Linked DNA regions of Homo sapiens: region 2 is linked to region 1. The links are chromatin contacts, found by Hi-C in ENCODE. All regions are on one chromosome and are shown on one strand. Each heading gives the region's core, a stretch centred on a gene start or an enhancer-like site at or near the end of the contact. The rest is flanking DNA. Distances are from core to core; before and after follow the strand shown.

Region 1 (2,700 bases), core at 30-2,529:
ACTGTAAAGTCAAAAAATCTTTAACTGAACCATTGTGTAAGTGTAGGACTGTACTAAGGTGAAAATCTGCAGAGGTCACAAACTAGTTGCACCTGGCCCACCCACAGAAGGTGTGTGTTAACTAAATTGGTTGCAAGTAACATTAAAAATCAAGAAAAAATACGTAAAAATACAGATCTTTGGCCTGTGTTGGAGAAAATCGGATCTGCGTTTGAGAGACCCCCATTCCCACATGGCAACAATCAGCTAAATGGTAAATGTTTCGAGCATTCACCAGCTCTTTCCATTCTAAATAAAGGTTTTCTTTTGACATCTTCAAATATCTCAAATGGTGATTTACATTTCTTATGGATATGTAACTTTTCATGCTTGTTTTGTCTCTCCTAATAGAATACAGCCCTTAAAAAACCTGTCCTTGTCTTTGACTTTTTAAAAACCTCTTGTTACCCTGAACACAAACCGGTATTTAGTGCAAAATTATTGTAAAAGAATATTCTGAACATTGTAGACAACAGCAAAATGCTGAATAATCCACACAGTTTTTCTGGAAACTTTTGGCTTTCTACCAAGTTGGAAAAGTTTTATTAGTTTATGTTTTCTAAACATATGGATTAGGGTACAACTCTTAAGACAGATAATAAAAAATTTTTATATTATTTTGGTTTAGGTCGTCTTTCATTTTCTAATGAGAAATACATATGAAGACAGCATGCCCTCTGCTGAAAGAGATTTAGACCCTGCCCGGCACGCCATGTGACGGAACCTAGATACTGTTTGTAACTTTTAGTTTGAATCCAACTTTTATATCCTGGATTTGATTTCCCAGAAAAGAGTTTCAATTTCACTCTTTGGTAGGAGTCATAGTGGCTTTCTCTGACGCGGCCTCAGGTTAACCATTTACCGGGTTTGGCAGCGACAAGGGAAGAGCCACCTTAACAAAGCTGCCTTGCTGTGGCTCAGAGATAACCTGAGAAACCTAACCAAGATGAGAATTTTAAAACACTGTTTACGTACAGGGCCTTTCTTTGTTAAAGCTTCCATTTGAACCCATTTGCCGACTCCTGCCTGTCCACACATATCCGCACCCCGAACATCAATATTAGGAGAATATTCGATAATACTCTCCTTTTCCTTCCCCCACCCCAAATCCTCCAGGGGGCGCCCCGGAGGACCGCGCTGGCCCCCCGGCGGGAGGGCGGCCGTAGGCGGGAGCCCAGTCCCGACTCCTGGACGCCGCGCGCACTCCCCATACTCACCCGCCCGAAGCCACGGAAGTGCCACCTGACCCCGCCCCTTCCGCCGGATCCTCCCACGCAGGCGCAGCGCCGACTGCAGGCGCGTGGGGCCCGGGGATCGCCTGGGGCTGGGTGGCGGTGCGGGGCATGGCCAGGGTCCCCGTGGACGTGGCCGCGCAGTTCCGGCGTGTGGCGGAGAGCGAGTGAGCGTGAAGGTCTCCCGGCCTGCAGCAGGCTGCGGAAGCTCTGCGCCGGGAAGTTCTCTGGCGGGGGAGGGGAGGGCGGTTTACGGCCTTTGGGGTAGGTTTTGCCCTTTTTAAGATCCACATGAAATCTTTCGCCTCCGAAGTTCGAGGGTAACTTTCGTTCCCTCCTGGCCTTCGCGACACCCTCGAGTCGGACGGAGGCCGAGTCGTGTCCTCACCCCCAGCAGCCTGCGGCGGCCGGGACCCCCGGAGGCCCTTCTTCCGCTCCTTGGAAACTTAAAATGTGGGGTGAGGGAGAGACGCGTTACGTTTGACAGACCGGTGAAATTAAAGACACTCAAGCTTCTCAGAGTGATTTGAAGAAATGCTCAGCGTTCTGCCGAAATATAGTTTTAAGTTTTTAAACCACGGCATGGTTTTTAAAGGCTGAAGGACCCACAGTTTTTTTCTCTTAAAGGGCACGCATTCATTTTGATTAATATTTCTTAACATGCAGCCAAAGCCAGGACTCGGGCTCACTGCTGCAGGGGTGTCCTCGGGAAGTCCCGAGGGGGGAAAGGCGCGCAAGCCTGAAATGGAGATGAAAATAAACAGGCATAATATTTGCTACCTCACTGCGTTGGGCGTAGTAGTAACTAATTCTTAAAAAACGTCTTAGATGACATATAAGTAGTAAAGCCGTTGTATGCTAATCTAGAATTTTTGAGAAAAACTTAATCACCCAAATGTTTGCTATAATGTGATGAAGATAGCATCCATCGGCAGTAGCCAGGATCAAATGACGAGTAGATATGGTTATAAATGGGGCCCATGCAGTATAATTAGTATATGAAACCAAGATGTCAGTCCTCACACAGAATTTGTGTAATGATATGCATTTGGGAGGCTTCAGGCCTTTTCAGCTATTTGATACAGGTTGATTCTTACTGAATACAGAATAATAAAAAATGAATTACTGGTCTCACCATTTTCATTATTACTATTTGGACCAAAAGACTACCACTTTTACTCCAAAGATTGATTGTAGACTCAATAGCCAATGACAGAAAATTAAGCACAAGTCTAAATGAAGCCGAGGATCTAGTAGAAAGAACACAGAATCAAACCTTTCAAATCTCAGCCTATCGAACACAAACAGATTGACAGTTCTTGAGACGGTTTACTTCCTTTCTTTAAACTTGGCGTTGCTCATCTGAACAATTGTTTCGGTAAGGGTTACGTTTGATGAAAGCTCAGTTTGTGCTACCTTAGAAGTGAAG
Region 2 (2,700 bases), core at 158-2,657, 5.2 Mb after region 1:
CAAGAATTTGAACCCAGGTCTAACTTCACAGTCCATGCTTTTTCCATTATGCAATGGAAAAAACTTTAATATGGCCCTAATCTTAAGTTTGCCAAACATTTTGCTACCACTGATGTCAAACTCCTCTGGAATCTTTACTAAGCAACTGAAAATAAACTCCATTCCCTTCAAGCTACGGAACTTCAATATAATGTCTGTTCAGATCTGTTCAAGTTCTGCTTTGACTTGTCCTGGTTAAATAAATCCAGTTTCAAATTCCACAAGATCAAGGAACTGTTTGGCCAAATGAGGATTTAAATGGAAGCTATACTCTCAGAGAATGGCTAGCTACACTGATTTTAATCAGGAATAGAGGTACCAGAATACATGGGCACAGCTTTGGGTCCTCGGGCATAGAAAACGTGTTGGCAACCTGGAATGGCATCTGTCCTTATTGTTGCGTAATAGTGTGAGGTTGACACACTGTATAACAGAAGCCCTGCCTTTCAGGAATGTATCCTCTTTCTCCTTTCCAAACCTTTCTTCCCAAAACTTGTTCAGCAGGACTCTGGGGGAGAAGACGATCAGGAAACAAACCCAGGTGCCGCTTTCGCCGCCTGGAAAAATGGTCCAATCCTTATTTTACGGCTCTCTAGGCTCCCTCCCCACCTCAGCCTCCCCTCCCATCTCTCAGGCTCTCGCAGAGCAGCCACGGGAAGGTCCAGGCGTGCCAGGTCCCATTCCACCCAAACGCCCCTCCCGCAGTCCAATTCCAGAGCCGAGAGCTGCAAAGCGGCTCCCGACCCAGGAGCTGCGGGGAGAAAGCTACACGATGTCTGCGTCAGGGACCGCGAGAGGTCCCTCTCCCAAAGAACGCCTGGGCCTGACAACGAAAACAGGAGAAAAAGAGGTCGCGCAAGGGTTCTGCCGGGAGCCAGGCCTCCGCCGCCCACCAAATGCCCAGGCCCGAGACCGCTCCTCCCGGGCCCCCGGTGCGCAGGGCCGCGTCCAGCCCGCCCCGCCCTCCAGGCCCTCGGAGGTACTGAGGATGCAGCTCTAGTCGCCTGGGGCCAGGCCCTCCGCTGCCCGGGACGGCCCTCACCTTCCGCTTGAGGCGCCGGGAGAAGGAGGGATCCGGCCGACACCTCAGGCCGGGACACTTGGACCAACTGACCCCGGCAGCTCCGCCCACTCCGCCCACAGAACGTGCGCCGTGAGAAGAATCCCATCCCGTCCCAGCCGCTCGCCCGCCAATCCTGACTCGAGAATACACGCCTGCGCATTAGCTGCCCGCCTCACCCCAGTCGTCCAATCTCAAAGCACCGGGATCCACCTTTGCCATAACAAAAGGACACTGACATCCAATCAGGATTGAGGTCGCTGTGGGCGGGACCTGGAACAGCGACAGCCAATGACAGTAAAGAAGCGAAGCTAAGCGGCGCTGGTGAAGCGGCTCATCAGGTCTATCAGGAAACCTGAGAATTGGAGTGAGAATCCCAGTGTGGAAAATCAGGAAAGAGGCTGGTATGAGCGACAGAGAAGTCATTCAGGAAAGAGGTTGGTATGAGCGACAGAGAAGTCATTCAAGTTCGAGAAAAGAGCGTTTGCGAACCAAGCAGAGAAAGTCAACGCGACACCGTCGTTCCTTAATTCTAAAAGCAGACTTTTTCATATTTTTCTTATTTCCGAAATCGGAAAGCTTATAGTTGAGCTAGTGGAATGTTCCTCTCCTCACGCCCCTCCTCCGAAACTATTATTAAATCTGTAGTGCGTGGCCATTTAATATTTTAGAATTGAGAAAATACCCTAGTGGTACTGAGGCATAGCACTTGTGCTTACCTTACCCCTGTGGAGCCTCACAGCAACCCACAGAAAGGAACTGAAGCCTGAGCGTGAACACATTTCTTGCTCAAGGTCACATATACGGTATCAAGAGTGGAGTGTTCTTCGTGACACCGTTCATCGTAATCTAGTACTTGACACAAAGCGGCATCCTGCTTTAATATTCGTTGAGTACAAGGTAGACATCCACAGCAATACATTATTATTTTGGCTTTGGCACAGCCTCCTAAGCTGTAGAGACAAGCCTTATGTCTCCCTGTTTCTTGACTTTTTACTTCTGGCACAGTTTGCTGACACATCGCCTTAATCATTTTAAGAGCTATATAAAAATATCTTCTATTCAGTGTTTTGAGAACTATGCATTTGGCTGCGACTGCAATATTCAGTTTGAGGAAATTTACTAGAATGCAATGTAGGAGCTAAATAAATGAAAAAAAATCCAACATAAATCTAATAGGAGTGCCAAAAAAGAGAGACTAGAGAGAATGGATGCAGGCAGTATTCAAAGAGTAATAACTAAGAATTTTCCAAGATTGTGGAATATTTGAATTTTCAGATTCAAGAAGTACTTATTCTTGAGCAGGATTAATATAAGAATTCTATGCAACGGTGAAATTGCAGGACACCAAAGATCAAGAGAAACTATTAAAAGCAACCTTTTGTTTTTGCTAGAACAGTATTTTTAAATATTTTTAATTGTAGTGAAATATACATAGAATAAAATTTACCATCTTAACCATTTTTAACTTCAGTAGTATAAGATACATTCCACATTGTTCTCCAACCAATCTCCAGAACCAATCTCTCTTTTCATCTTGCCAAACTAAAACTGTATACCTATTAAAGAGCAACTCTCCATTTCCTATTCCCCTCATCCTC

The links. A loop is a pair of places that touch in the nucleus more often than their neighbours do. Pooled maps may share reads with other maps.
Region 2: a map of CD4-positive, alpha-beta memory T cell shows a loop between it and region 1 (13-fold over the local background). The contact joins the promoter of SCOC-AS1 here to the promoter of MMAA in region 1. A Hi-C loop is called at or near these places in 3 of 168 maps with a recorded cell type or tissue (CD4-positive, alpha-beta memory T cell and naive thymus-derived CD4-positive, alpha-beta T cell) and 8 of 50 pooled maps.

Annotation. Positions count from the first base shown.
Region 1 is chr4:145,617,964-145,620,663 of GRCh38, reverse strand. MMAA (metabolism of cobalamin associated A) reads right to left here and starts at 1,279. Exons shown (of 7, transcript NM_172250.3): 1 at 1,257-1,279. RefSeq lists silencers at 911-980, 1,011-1,450.
Region 2 is chr4:140,372,099-140,374,798 of GRCh38, reverse strand. It overlaps SCOC-AS1 (SCOC antisense RNA 1), which reads left to right and starts at 1,407. Exons shown (of 5, transcript NR_033939.1): 1 at 1,407-1,536. It overlaps SCOC (short coiled-coil protein), which reads right to left and starts at 1,153. Exons shown (of 4, transcript NM_001153484.2): 1 at 1,082-1,153. RefSeq lists a silencer at 864-1,063 and enhancers at 1,224-1,273, 969-1,470.